2 separate regions of the Homo sapiens genome follow, and region 1 is linked to region 2. Evidence: chromatin loops called from intact Hi-C (ENCODE). Cell type or tissue: B cell. All regions are shown on one strand. Each heading gives the region's core, and the rest is flanking DNA. Links, peaks and the distances in the headings are about the cores only.

Region 1 (7,357 bases), core at 1,370-6,369, 280 kb before region 2:
TGTTATCTGTTGTTCTGCAGATGAGGCAAGCAAAGCTCTTCAAGAGGGTGAATCACTTCCCCAAGATCACAGAGGCGGGAAGCCACAGGGTTGGGGGCCACCCGACTCCAAAGGCTTGTTTCTATGTTAGACTGCCTTTTGGATGGGCAAGAGGTCTGTTCAGATATAGCCAGAACTGGCACAGTGACAGAATATCTCCAGGGACAGTAAACTGTCAGTCAGGGTAGCATTGAGGGATTGTTGCAGATGCAAAACTCCCCACCTCCCTCTGCCACAACTCAACAATGGACATCTCTGTGCCCTTCATAAAATTAAGTCATCACAGAATCTTTTCTCCCAATTATGCATTCCTTATCATGACTGGATATTCATGTTTGGTGAATTTTTGTTTTTTTGTAAGCTAAGAATGTATGCTTAGGGGAGGTGCTGTTTGTGGAATAAATAGGTTTAAATTATTTGTGTCACTTGTCAAACTTCTTAACAAGCATACTGTGCAGTGACAGAGAAATAATTCCTAACTTTCCCACTGGACTGTGAGTTCCAGGGGTCTGTTTTACTTATAACTGTGTCCCCAGCACCTAGCACAATGTCTGACACATAATAGGTGCTCAGTAAATATCTGTGGATTGAATGAAGTGAATTGACTTGTCCAAGGTCATGTTGACCAAGATTTCTGATTACACCCACCTGATTTAGAAGCCCATGCTATCACCTCTACACCACTCTGCTTCTTGGAAAGAACCAAGGGAAAGAGGTCTCCAGGCACAGGATTGTGGGCCCAACAGATTGCATCCCCTCGAACTCCTCTAGTTTGGTTGGTGAAGGTGGTGATGGAAATAAGCACCTATGAACCAAGCCACTATCCACCATAATACCCTTTAGAAACTACACTTTATAATCTTGACAGCCCTGAGCCTGGCTTTTGGGGTATTTACAGAGGGTGGCAAGGGCAGGTCCTGGGTTTTGCAGTGGGACAAGTGAAGTTCTCATCTCAGTTCTGCTGTGTGACCTTGAGCTATGAATGCCCCTCTCTGAGCCTCTTCCTTCCTGCACCATGTGGATAAACAAGCTTACTTACGGGATTATGGGGTTGAAAGGAGATCATCAATGGAAGTGGCTGCCCAGTGACTGTGGATTTTTTGGAAACTGTTTTTTGAAAACTGTTGACATTGAGAACAGCCTTATCAGGAGCTGCCAGGCTTAGGGCCAAGGGGCCTCATCTATCAGGCTTTTCTGCTTTCAAGTAGGTATTAATAGGTACAGAAGGCCCTTATCTCTTCCTCAGTTTCATGCTAGGAATGCTGGTCTTCACTCCTTTCTGCTTCAGCAGGACCTGAAGGATTGTGGGACGGAGGGCGCCTACTTCTACCTGGATGTGTACTTGAATACTCTGGGGCGGGCAGGACTTTGGAAAACCCCCAACCTCAGCCTCACCAAGCCTGAAAAATAACCTTTTCATCTACTTGGTAAACTCAGGCCCTTTTGGCCTCAAATTTCCTCATCATAAAATGGAGCAATAATAATAGACATCTCTCTTTGCCAGCCACCACAGTTAAACCAGCACAGTGCTTGGTATATAATAGGTGCTTAATAAGTGTTTGTTGAATGACTTGGGTTTGAGAGGGCTTCACACAAATGAATGTTAGTGTTACTGGGACCCTGTGGGAAGGTGCAGGGAAAGGACACTCTTTCCATCTGGAATGGGAATGTGCTGGTTTCTCTTGCTCTCTGCCAGCACCTGCGTTGGTTGTTTAGAATGGGACCTACCCCTCAGCTTCTTTATGGAGAGGGGATGGGGAAGGGGGACAGGCAGACCTCAGGGCTGGGAATGCAGTGTAGGCCCAATTTGGTCACTGGTTGGCTTCACAGTTACTTTCTCCTGAAAGGGCCTCAGTTTTCCTATCCATACAGCAAGAGGCTTATGTGGTCTCTGTGGTCCCTTCTAGCTATGATACATTCTAGGATTTGCAATGAGTAATTTCAGAAACTACTCATTGGAGGGGAAAACAACTCCTGATTTCCTAAACCACCTCATAGTTTGTAAAACACTTTCCAATTCCTTATGCTTTTCATTCTCCTGGCAACCCTGGAAGGGGCCAGGGCAAGGTCTGTGTGCCCATTTGAAACTAAGGGTGAGAAGCATCCTCAGGAGCTGTGATTTGAGGCTGCACCACTCATTTTGATTATGCTGGTACACCAGTTTGCTTTCAAATGTGAGTATGCATAAAAATAACCTGGAAGCTTGGTGAGGTGGCAGTCACCTGGAGTACCAGCTATGCTGGAGGCTGAGGCGGGAGGATCTCTTGAGCCCAGGGGTTTGAGACTACCCTGGGCAACATAGTGAGACCTCGTCTATATAAAATAAATAGGAAAAAAAAAATAAGATACTGGCTTTTCTAATTCCCTAAGTGTCAAAAAAAAAAAAAGAAAAAGAATAACAAATATCACCTGGAAAGGGGACATGGCATTGTTAAAATGCAGATTCTTGGGCACCTAGAGATTTTAAATTGGCAGGGCCAGGGTGGGCCCAAAATTAGCAAGTGACCACGTGGTTCTGAAGCCAGTGGCCTAAGGACCACCCTTGCAGAACCGTGGTCTCCTTGTCACAGTCTAGGCAGCCTCTGGCTTAGCCTCTGTTTCTTTCATAACCTTTCTCAGCGCCTGCTCTGGGCCAGACCAGTGTTGGGAGGAGTCGCTACTGAGCTCCTAGATTGGCAGGGGAGGCAGATGGAGAAAAGGAGTGTGTGTGGTCAGCATTGGAGCAGAGGCAGCAGTGGGCAATAGAGGAAGTGAGTAAATCCTTGGGAGGGCTCCCTAGAAGTGATGTGTTTTCTTTTTTTGTTTTAGAGACAGGATCTCGCTCTGTCGCCCAGGCTGGTGTGCAGTGGCATGATCATAGCTCACTGCAGCCTCGACTTCTCGGGCTCAAGCAATCCTCCCACCTCAGCCTCCCAAGTAGCTGGGACTACGGGCACACGCCACCATGCCTGGCTAATTTTTGTATTTTTTGTAGAGATGGGTCTTCACCATGTTGATCAGGCTGGTCTCGAACTCCTGGGCTCATGCGATCCACCCCGCCAGCTGATTACAGGGATTCCGGTGGTGAGCCACCGCGCCCAGACGCCACTTCATCGTATTGTAAACGTCTGTTACCTTTCTGTTCCCCTGTCTACTGGACTGTGAGCTCCTTAGGGCCACGAATTGAGGATGGGGCACAGAGCAAGCTCTCCAAACGTTTGTTGAATGAGTGAGGGAATGAATGAGTTCAAGCAGATGCTATACGTTGGCTGTTGGAGATTTTGGCTAAAATGGGACTTGCAGGAAAGCCCGACGTCCCCCTCGCCATTTCCAGGCACCGCTCTTCAGCTTGGGCTCTGGGTGAGCGGGATAGGGCTGGGTGCAGGATTAGGATAATGTCATGGGTGAGGCAAGTTGAGGATGGAAGAGGTGGCTGATGGCTGGGCTGTGGAACTGATGATCCTGAAAAGAAGAGGGGACAGTCTCTGGAAATCTAAGCTGAGGCTGTTGGGGGCTACAGGTTGAGGGTCACGTGCAGAAGAGAGGCTCTGTTCTGAACCTGCACTATAGAAAGGTCAGTGGGATGCGGGAGCGTCGGGGCGGGGCGGGGCCTATGTTCCGGTGTCCCCACGCCTCCAGCAGGGGACGCCCGGGCTGGGGGCGGGGAGTCACACCGCGCCTGGTACCATCCGGACAAAGCCTGCGCGCGCCCCGCCCCGCCATTGGCCGTACCGCCCCGCGCCGCCGCCCCATCCCGCCCCTCGCCGCCGGGTCCGGCGCGTTAAAGCCAATAGGAACCGCCGCCGTTGTTCCCGTCACGGCCGGGGCAGCCAATTGTGGCGGCGCTCGGCGGCTCGTGGCTCTTTCGCGGCAAAAAGGATTTGGCGCGTAAAAGTGGCCGGGACTTTGCAGGCAGCGGCGGCCGGGGGCGGAGCGGGATCGAGCCCTCGCCGAGGCCTGCCGCCATGGGCCCGCGCCGCCGCCGCCGCCTGTCACCCGGGCCGCGCGGGCCGTGAGCGTCATGGCCTTGGCCGGGGCCCCTGCGGGCGGCCCATGCGCGCCGGCGCTGGAGGCCCTGCTCGGGGCCGGCGCGCTGCGGCTGCTCGACTCCTCGCAGATCGTCATCATCTCCGCCGCGCAGGACGCCAGCGCCCCGCCGGCTCCCACCGGCCCCGCGGCGCCCGCCGCCGGCCCCTGCGACCCTGACCTGCTGCTCTTCGCCACACCGCAGGCGCCCCGGCCCACACCCAGTGCGCCGCGGCCCGCGCTCGGCCGCCCGCCGGTACGGACCCCAGGGACGCCGCGCCGACAGCGCCGCCTGTGCCCCCCGCGCAGACCCGGGAGGGCGCCGTGTTTGGCCTGGAGGCGGCAGGGGGCGGGGGAGGGGTTGACTGAGGCGCCCAGGCTGGGCGGTGCAGAGCCGGGGTTGGGCCTCCGGGCCCCGCCCTGGGGTGCGGGGTGACCTCGGGCCGGTCCCTGTTTGCTGCTCTGTGCTCTGCGCCTCAGCTTCCTCACCGGAGCCTCCCCAGCGTCGGACTCAGTGATAATAATAGCCCACGTGTATTCAACTGGCGTTTACTGCATGCCAGGCCTTTGGGCGACTTCAAGCCAGCTAAAACTCACAACCCCGCTGTGAGCTGTGTTGTCACTGTGCCCATCTGACGGAGGAGGAACTGAGGCCCAGAGAGGGAAAGTGACTTGCCCCTGGTCACACGGCTGCAGGTGGTGGGGCTGGGATTTGAACTGAGGCCTGCTGGCTTCAGCTCAGAATTTGCATCTCGGTAGTGAGCACAGCTGCTAGGGGAAGTGAAGGCGGGGCGGAGGAAAGTCCTGGGGCCTAACCGTTGGTGAGCCATTGAGGAGACCCTCCTTCCTGCCTCGATGCTGACTGCCAGGTGCAGGCCTGGCCGGCCAGGCCTCTGGGGACAGCCCTCCTGGCTGGGAGGCCTTCTCTGCAGGGGCGGGGCAGCTGGACCAGCTGCTGATCCCCTCCCTCTGCCTGTCCTTCCATCTGCCACCCTCCACCCTCCCAGGCCCTGGTTGCCATGGAACCTCATTAATCAGGCAGGCCGACCCCTGAGTCTCTGTAGAAGGACTAGGTGGGCTGGGCCTCTGGGAGCTGGAGAGGAGGCCCCCAGTGCCAGGAGAGAAAATGTCTCAGGGAGATCCTTTAATAAAGCCCTCCCTGATCGCTGAGCTCAAGACGAATTCAGACTGGAGGGCCCAGAAGAGGCGGCTGAATTCCAGTGGGAGAAGGGATTGGAGGCGTAGAAGCCTGGAGCTGGGAACTGTGGGGCACAGGGCAGGGTGTGGAGACCAGTTTGACTGGCGCAGCCTATGGGTGAAGGTGGGGCTCTGGTGTGCAGGCGGGGTCTGGCCAGGCAGGATGGGGTCTCAGCAGGGAACTTGGAGCAAGTGGGAGGGGTGAGGCAGGACTCAGGACAAGGAGGTAGAAGCTGCCTAACTGCTGATGGGGGTGTGGGTGGCAGCTGGTCCCTGAGGCATCCTGAGGAGGCTCCCCCAACCCCCTTGGCCCCATGCCCAGTGCTGCCTTCCGGAATCACCACAATGCTAATAATAATAACAATAGCAGCCACCATTGTTTTGAGGATGTCTTGTGTGCCAGGCTCTGTGCCAAGCGCTTTACTTAATTAACTCATTTAACCCCATCAGCAGCAGTCCCTTTTTACAGATTGGGAAGCTGAGGCCTAGAGATGTTAGAATCTTCCCATGTCATTCTGCTCTTGAGTGGGGAGAGCAGTCTGCGTTTCCTCTGAGGTTGACCTCTGGGATGCCTTGCTTTCTGGGGATGCTGATACAGGTTGAAGAAAGGGCAAGAAGGGCTTTTAGGGGCCCTCCCTCTTAATGAGTGGGTGGGAGGGGGTTGTACCAGGGGTGGGCCAGGTGGCCTGTCTCCTGTACTCCAGGGGCCTGTTCCTGTGGGTACCACTTGGGACCTGGGCAAGCATCTTCCATTCAGCTGTGTGACAAGCATTATAGAAGGCTCAGGTCTGCGGAAATCTAACAACCTGAGGGTCTTGTCCTCAAAGATCTGAACAGGATTATGGGTTCTAGGATCAAAGGGAGGGACAGGGGCAAAGAAAAATGCCCTCCACTCCACCTGTCAGGGGCAGGCTCATTGGCCTGGGCATTCCATTCATTCAACAGTTGTTGAGTTAGTGAATGCCCAGGAGGCACTAGGCCCAGAGACAAGGAGCCCTGGCCCCCAGTGTACTTAAGGGCCAGGAGGCTGGCACCATTCTGGAACTGAAGTCCAGAAAGTCCACAGGTTTGGCTTTTGGCCTCTCTGCACTGGCATTTGTCTGGCACAGTCCTTGAAATAAGCTACAGGCTTAGCTTCTATACCAGCAGGCATTCTGTATACAAGGCTCTGCAATTCAGCCATTCCTCTTGGCCCTGCCTGTCCACTTCCACAAACTCAAGTATTATAACTATAATACATGTTTAATGTAGAAAACTTAACTTTTTTATTTATTTATTTATTTTTTTTTTGGAGACAGGGTCTCATTCTGTTACCCAGGCTGGAGTGCAGTGGCGTGATTGCGGCTCACTGCAACCTCTGCCTCCCAAGTTCAAGCTATTCTGTGCCTCAGCCTCCCGAGTAGCTGGGATTACAGGCGTGTACCACCATGCCCAGCCAATTTTTGTATTTTTAGTAGAGAGAGGGTCTTGCCATGTTGCCCAGGCTGGTCTTGAACTCCTGAGTTCAGACAATCTGACTGTCTCAGCCTCTCAAAGTGCTGGGATTACAGGTGTGAGTCACCATGCCCAGCTGAAAACTTAACTCTTAACTCTTTTTTTTTTTTTTTTTTTTGAGATGAAGTCTCGCTCTGTCACCTAGGTTGGAGTACAGTGGCGCCATCTCGGCTCACCGCAACCTCTACCTCCTGGGTTCAAGCGATTCTTCTGCCTCAGCCTCCCGAGTAGCTGGGACTACAGACGTGCACCACCATACCCGGCTAATTTTTGTATTTTTGGTAGAGATGAGGTTTCACCATATTGGTCAGGCTGGTCTTGAACTCCTGACCTCAAGTGATCTGCCCGCCTCGGCCTCCCAAAGTGCCAGGATTACAGGCGTGAGCCACTGCGCCTGGCCAAAAACTTAACTCTTAAGAAACTAGAAAGTTGACGGCAGGATCCCAGCCCTATTCATTTTTTTCCTTTTTTTCCCTAAGGCTATTTTTGTTTGTGGTGGTTGTGACAGTTTTTGTTTTTTAAAGTTTTAAAAATTGTAGTTTTTCCTGTATCATTCACACCATTCAGATATGGCACTGGTCTCCCACAGTCCTTCCAGAGGCTGCCCCGAAATGTATTCTAT
Region 2 (7,357 bases), core at 1,582-6,581:
CTTGGGCCAGGGTTGGGCAGCTGCAGCCTAATGGTCAGGTCCTTGTCTCCACCCATTTGTGCCTGCAGGTATCTGGAGATCTGCTCGGCAGATGGTCAAGACACCCTCTTCCTGAGGGCCAAGGATGAGGCTAGTGCGAGGTCGTGGGCGACTGCCATCCAAGCCCAGGTCAATACTCTGACGCCGCGGGTCAAGGATGAGCTGCAGGCACTGTTGGCAGCCACCAGCACAGCTGGGAGCCAGGACATCAAGCAGATTGGCTGGCTAACTGAGCAGGTACCTGCTGGGCCTGGGACCTATCCCTCTCTCTCTTCCGCTCCTTTGGAGCTGGCCCTGTTCCCAGTGCCCCTGGCCACCTCACCCTGCCCTGGCCCTCTGCCCTCTCTTCCCCCACCCATCCTCACTGCTGTTTTGTTCTCTGCAGCTGCCCAGTGGGGGCACAGCCCCCACCCTGGCCCTGCTAACTGAAAAGGAACTGCTCCTCTACTTGTCTCTCCCCGAGACCCGCGAGGCCCTGAGCCGGCCAGCCCGTACTGCCCCACTCATCGCCACCAGGTACCCACAGGCAGGGGCAGTATGTCTCCCCCAGAACTTGCCAGGAGATGCTCCAGCAGGGCCCCAGAAGCTGGGAACTCCAGCCCTGTCCACCCTCAGCTATTCCCCAGGTGACCTGAAGCAAGTCTCTGCCCTGTCTGGGCCTCAGTTTCCTCATCTGTAAAATGGGTGCTTGGAACAAAAGGATATAAGGTCCCCATTAGCCACTCATTCGCTGACACTTATGCCTTGTGCTGCATGGTTCAGAGGGCACAGAGCTGACCCCAACAGTTTCTGCCTCCAGAGAGAACCTTGTCTGGCTGGGGAGACAGACCCAGGAACAGCCATTACAGTGCAGGGTTTGTAGGAGCCACTTAACTCTGTTGGGGTAGTAGAGGAAGGCTTCAGGGAGGAGGTGACATTTGAGCTGGACTTTGATGGATGAGTAGAAGTTTTCTGTTTAAGAAAGGGTGAAAGAGCATCCCATGCAGAGAGAACATCATGGTCAAAAGTACAGAGGCATGAAGGGCTATAGCATGTTCATGGAGCTATGAGTTTGTGATAACCAGAATTCATGCAGGAAATGGAGAGAAGGGAGTTGGCAGGGCCTGATCTTGAAGAGCTTCTATTGCCTGATTAAGGAATGTTAGCTTTAGCTTAAGAGTTTGGTAGTGTTGAAGGGTTTAAGCTGGGGAGCGAGGTGCTCTGGTTGCTTTAAGAGAATCCCTGTGGCTGCCACGTGGAGAATGCAGCGGAGAGTGCAGGATGGAAGTGGGGAGGTGCTGCAGTCATGCAGGAGAGATGATGGTGGCTGGGGGAGGTGGAGGTGGGTGGCAGGAGCAGATGGGGAAGAAAGGCAGCATTGGCATTGGAAACCACATGGGTGTAAAATTAACAGGGCTCCGTGCTTGCCAGATGGGGCGGGTGAAGGAGGGGTCCGGAATGAACAGGAGGTTTGGAGCTTGTGTCTGGGTGAGCGTGGGACTGGGGGTGGGGGTGGAAAGGGAGGAGGCTGGAGCAAGATGCTGAGTTAAGTCCAGAGTGTGTGTGGGATGGAGAGGGAGCTTGGATAGGAAGCCTGGGGACTCGAGGGTCTGCAGCTCAGGGCTGGAAAGTCGAAGGCGGGTGTCAGCAGCAGTCTGTGGCGGGGGGAACTGAGCTATAGGAGAAAGAGTGGGTGGAGGGAGGAACAAAGAGGGATATGGGGCAGAACTTTCTGCCCCAGAGAGGGGCAGTTGGCTTACCAAGGCCACACAGCAAGTGAGAGTCAAGCTGCAGGGGTCTGAAGTCCTTGTCCCCCATGTCTCCTTACCTCAGGCTGGCTCTGGCCCGTGTGTCAGGAGCCTGCTGGCTACTAGGGATAACTAGGTCCTGGACTGTCTGCCTAATCAAGTGATTCAAGTTAGGCAACAAAAGTTTACTGAGCACCTACTGTGGGCAGGCATGGTTTTAGTTACTGGGAATACAGTGGTGAACACAAGATCAAAATTTCTAACCTAGTTGACATTCTAGTGAAAAAGACAGTCAAAAACCAACGAAAACAAATAATAAAAAGTATAATTTCTGGTACCATGATTAAAAAGTAAGGCTAGTGAGTGACAAGGGTGCTATTTTGGACTGGGAGGTCAGGGAAGGCTTCTCAGAGGAGGTGACATTTAAACTAACATCTGAAGGAAGTGAGGGAGTGAGCCGTGCAGATAATCAGGGAAGCATGTATAGGCAGAGGGAAGAGCATATGCAAAGGTGCTGAGGCAGGCATGTGCTAGGTGTGTGTGATGACACCAGTATAGCCAGAGCCAAGGGAGTGACGGGGAGGGTGGCAGGAGATGTCTCCTGCTGAGTCAATCAGTGCCCCCTGGCAAGTCCTGTCCTGTTAGGTGGTAAAGGATTTACAGGGTTTCTTCCCAGGTCACTGGCCCCTTTGCCCAGAACTATTTGCCTCCGGCCTGAGGCCTCATGCTCAGCCCTCTGCCCCCAACCCCCAGACTGGTGCACTCAGGCCCCTCCAAGGGCTCAGTGCCCTACGATGCAGAGCTCTCTTTTGCCCTGCGCACGGGCACGCGTCACGGTGTGGACACTCACCTGTTCAGCGTGGAGTCACCGCAGGAGCTGGCTGCCTGGACCCGCCAGCTTGTGGATGGCTGTCACCGGGCCGCCGAGGGTGTGCAGGAGGTGTCTACAGGTGTGCTGGGAGGATCTGGGAGTGTCCCTCTGGTAATAAGCCTCTTATCCCCAGGGGCATTCAAGCTTCCTTCTTTAGGGCACTTCAGGAGGGGATAGAAAATGGGGTTTGGAGGTCAAGGTGGGTGGATCACCTGAGGTCAGAAGTTTGAGACCAGTCTGGCAAACATGGCAAAACCCTGTCTCTACTAATAATACAAAAATTGGCCAGGTGCGGTGGCTCACGCCTGTAATCGCAGCACTTTGGGAGGCTGAGGCGGGTGGATCACTTGAGGTCAGCAGTTTGAGACCAGCCTGGCCAAAATGGTGAAACCCTGTCTCTACTAAAAATACAAAAATTAGCCGGGCATGGTGGTGGGCGCCTGTAGTCCTAGCTACTCGGGAGGCTGAGGCAGAATTGTTTGAATCTGGGAGGTGGAGGTTGTAGTGGGCCCAGATTGTGCCACTGCACTCCAGCCTGGGCGACAGAGCAAGACTGTCTCAAAAAAAAAAAATAATAATACAAAAATTAGCCGGGCATGGTACTAGGTGCCTGTAGTCCCAGCTACGCAGGAAGCTGAGGCACGAGAATCACTTGAACCCGGGAGATGGAGGTTGTGGTGAGCCGAGATTGCGCCCACTGCACTCCAGCCTGGGTAACAGAGTGAGACTGTTTCTCCAAAAAAAAAAGGAAGTTGGGTTTGGGCCCTCTGTTTTGGATGTGCAGGTGCCCTAGCAGGCAGAGACTCTTCTCCCTGGGGTTTTCTTGCCCCAGTTTTGTCAATCTGCTGGTGAGGATGTGAGAGATGGCACTTGGGGTAGGGTTGCCAGAGGAAATAAATACAGGACACCCAGCCTCATTTGAATTTCAGGTTAACAATGAATACTTTTTTCACAGAAGTATGCCCAAATTAGTCATTGTTTATCTGAAATTTAAATTTAGCCGGGTAACTCTGCAGGTCTCCAAGGGCGGTGCTTGGTAGATCTGATGATGCCTTTATCAGCAGTGAGCCTCCTGTCCATGGCACATTTTAAGCTCCCCCTTTCTACTTGTGCTGCTGGAAGTGGGACTGGAAGTGGGTGTAGGTCCTCTGAGGGTGGGGGTGATGACTCTCTGCAGGGTGGGTGTACTGGTGCCACGACAAACAGTGAGCCTCCCATCCCTGGAGGCATTCAGGCCCCACTTTGTAAGCTGCGGTGGGGGTTGGAGGTTGGGGTGTAGTCTCTGAGGTGCCAGCTGTGCCTGTACCTATGTGCCCTCCCTGCAGCCTGCACGTGGAATGGGCGTCCCTGCAGCCTGTCTGTGCACATCGACAAGGGCTTCACACTGTGGGCGGCTGAGCCAGGTGCAGCCCGAGCTGTGCTCCTGCGACAGCCCTTCGAGAAGCTGCAGATGTCTTCAGATGACGGTGCCAGTCTCCTTTTCCTGGATTTTGGAGGTGCTGAAGGCGAGATCGTGAGTGAGGGGCTGCCTCTGCACCCTGGGGAGGAGGGGGTGTGCACTCTCGGAGGCCAGGCTGGCCAGGGCCCTGACTCTTCTCTCCATCCACCCTCCAGCAGCTGGACCTGCACTCGTGTCCCAAAACCATAGTCTTCATCATCCACTCCTTCCTGTCGGCCAAAGTCACCCGCCTCGGGCTGTTGGCCTAGAAGTCGCCGGATGCACTAGCCCTGAAGAGGGGTGTCCATGACATGGCCTGAGCTGGGCCTCCACCGACTGCCTGCTCACCCCTGGGCTGAGGGAAGGGAGAGGAGAGGAACAAGGGCCTCCGAAACCCCAACCCTGAGGGAGACTGGATTGGTCTTGGGGCCCAGGACCCAGACGCAGGACAGAGTGGACTCTGCCTGTGATGGGGTGGCCTTCCTGCTGCCCCCCTCCACCAGTGCCTTTTGCAGAGAGATATTTTGTGTACACAGAAGCCATTCCGAGTCTGGGACCTGCCCCTGTGCGGATCCTGACCCCAGCCAACAGCTGAGCTGCCGGGCCTCCTCGAGGCCCCTAAGCCACCCCCAGAGGTCCCATCTGAAGCTGGAGTACCCTGGGGTCAGCAGCAAGAGAAAGAAGAGGAGATTTTCTGTTTGTTTTTCCCCTCAGCCCTGCCACCGTGGGGAGTCTGGTTTTTCTCTTCATCCTGTCTCTCTCCTCCTTACTCTTGGATAAATAAACAGCCTGTGAGCACACAGGCAGCCCGGCCCAGTGTATGTGGTCTGTGCCTTGGCCTTTGGGTCCTGGGGTGGCCCCTGCAGTCCCAAGATGGACCAGACCAAGGACTAGGGCACCTTTCCCTGGAGAAGAACAGACCTTTACTACATGGGCCAAAGACAGTGTATTGGTTATCTATTGTTGTGTGACAAATTATCCAAAATTTGCAGCTTAAAATGACAAATATTCATTATCTCTTAGGTTCTGTGGGTCAGAAATTTGAGAGGGGCTAAGCTGGGCTGTTCTTGTCTCAGGGTCGCTCATGAGGTTGCAGTCAAGTTGTCGGCTAGGGCTGCAGTCATCTGAAGGCTTGACTGGGGCTGGAGGATCCATTCCAATACTGCTCATGCACATGGCTGTGGGTAGGAGGTCTCAGTTCCTCACCATGTAGGGCTAACCCTAGAGCTGCTGCTTGAGTTTTCTCATGATATGGCAGTTGGCTTTCCCCACAGTGAGACAGAAGAGAGGGCAAGGAGGAAGCCACAAACAGTGCCTCTTATGACCCGGTCTTGGAAGCCTTACACTGTTGCTTCTGCTTTGTTCTATTCATTAGAAATGAGTCACTAAGTTCAGTCCACACTCAAAGGGAGGGGAATTAGGCTCCACCTCTTGAAGAAAGGAATGTCAAAGAATTTGTGGACCCATGTCAAAGCCATCTTAGAGAGCTTCAGGACCCTTTCCTGCAGAAGGGAGGTGGAGTGGAATGTGTTTGGTACTTCGGAAACTGCGATGTGCTGGCTGGATGTGAGTGGGCAGTGGTTATGACTCCCTACCTAAAATCACAATGACAATGGCAATGATGGAGAACTTTTTTTTTTTTGAGACGGAGTCTTGCTCTGTCACCCAGGCAGGGTCTCATCTCACTGCAACATCCACCTCCCGGTTCAAGCGATTCTCCTGCCTCAGCCTCCTGAGTAGCTGGGATTACAGGCGCCCACCACCATGCCCCACTAATGTTTTGTATTTTTAGTAGAGATAGGGTTTCACCATGTTGGCCAGGCTGGTTTTAAACTCCTGACCTCAAGTGATCCTCCTGCATCAGCTTCCCAAAGTGCTAGGACACCGTGCCAAGCCCAGAACTTTTTTTTTTTTAAACTTTTGAAAGGTTCAGTTTCTTTAATGTAGCGACAAGATAAAACAAAGATGATGTGCCTGGTGTGATGGCTCATGCCTGTAATCCCAGCACTCTGGGAGGCTGAGGTGGGCGGATCACCTGAGGTCAGGAGTTCAAGACCAGCCTGGCCAACATGGTGAAACCCTGTTGCTACTAAAAATACAAAAATTAGCCGGGCATGGTGGCACCTGCCTGTAATCCCAGCTACTCAGGAGGCTGAGGCAGGAGAATTGCTTGAACCTGGGAGGTGAAGGTTGCGGTGAGCTGAGATCGCGGCCACTGCACTCCAGCCTGGGTAACAGAGTGAGACTCGGTCTCAAAAAAACAAACAAAACAAACAACAACAACAACAAATTAGCCAGATATGGTGGTGTGCACTTGTAATCTCAGCTACTCGGGAGGCTGAGACAGGAGAATCATTTGAACCCTGGAGGTGGAGTTTGCAGCGAGCAGAGATTGCGCTACTGCACTCCGGCCTGGGCCCCAGAGCGTGACTCTGTCTCAAAAAAAAAAAAAAGAGAGACCAGGTAACTTAACTTTGAGGCAATCACTTTTAGCTTACTTACAATGGTAGCATTGTTTCTTTGTGAAAATGAAATTTTCTCAGCTTATCCACTAAATTTTCAGCAACATCCCAAACCACCAAAGACTCACTCCTTTTCCTTCTGGCCATCAGCAGTCTGGTGCCTTCACTTGGAACACCACCCTCCGCCCTATTTTTTGTTTTGGAGGTGGGGTCTCGCTTTGTTGCCCAGGCTGGAGTGCAGTTGCGGGATCCCAGCTTACTGCAGTCTCGGCCTCCCAGGCTCAAGTGATCCTCCTACCTCAGCCTCCCAAGTTGCTAAGACTATAGGACTGTGCCACCATGGCTGGCTAATTTTTTATTTTTTAATTTGTTGTAGAGATGGGGTCTTGCCATGTTACTCAGGCTGGTCTCACACTCCTGAACTCAAGCAATCCTCCTGTCTTGGCCTCAAGCAATTCTCTTGCCTCAGCCTCCTGAGCAGCTGGGATTACAGGCGCTCGCCACCATGCCCGGCTAATTTTTTTGTATTTTTAGTAGAGACGGGGGTTTCACCATGTTGGCCAGGCTGGTCTTGAACTCCTGACCTCAGGTGATCCGCCTGCCTCGGCTTCCTAAAGTGCTGGGATTACAGGTGTGAGCCACTGCGCCTGGCCATAATTTTTGCATTTTTATTAGAGATGTGGTTTCACCATGTTGGCCAGGCTGGTCTCGAACTCCTGACCTCCAGTGATCTTCCCACCTTGGCCTCCCAAAGTGCTGGGATTACAGATATGAGCCACTGTGCCTGGCCACTATATGTATATTTCTACATCTAGAATGA

The links. A loop is a pair of places that touch in the nucleus more often than their neighbours do. Peaks named below come from ENCODE experiments on the same cell type or tissue, not always from the same donor. Only the 100,000 strongest peaks of a DNase experiment are listed, where the experiment ranks them.
Region 1: a loop joins it to region 2, with 15 times the contacts of the local background. A loop is called at or near these places in 3 of 110 quality-filtered maps.

Annotation. Positions count from the first base shown.
Region 1 is chr20:33,682,947-33,690,303 of GRCh38, reverse strand. E2F1 (E2F transcription factor 1) reads left to right here and starts at 3,919. Exons shown (of 7, transcript NM_005225.3): 1 at 3,919-4,300. The coding sequence starts at 4,040. RefSeq lists silencers at 3,580-4,079, 4,190-4,549. In B cell, for the core only: CTCF peaks have their summits at 3,475 and 3,676 (motif pointing right); DNase peaks (open chromatin) are centred at 3,773 and 4,793; H3K4me3 peaks cover 1,609 bases; H3K27ac peaks cover 885 bases.
Region 2 is chr20:33,405,494-33,412,850 of GRCh38, reverse strand. It overlaps SNTA1 (syntrophin alpha 1), which reads left to right. Exons shown (of 8, transcript NM_003098.3): 4 at 69-276; 5 at 425-555; 6 at 2,520-2,716; 7 at 3,963-4,150; 8 at 4,252-4,894. The coding sequence ends at 4,344. It overlaps LOC124904889 (a long non-coding RNA gene), which reads right to left. Exons shown (of 2, transcript XR_007067567.1): 2 at 1-2,798. Among named protein-coding and RNA genes, the nearest start is that of CDK5RAP1, 7.7 kb to the right of the region's middle. In B cell, for the core only: no CTCF peak of the experiment used is centred there; DNase peaks (open chromatin) are centred at 2,320, 2,580 and 3,460; H3K4me3 peaks cover 1,714 bases; H3K27ac peaks cover 3,495 bases.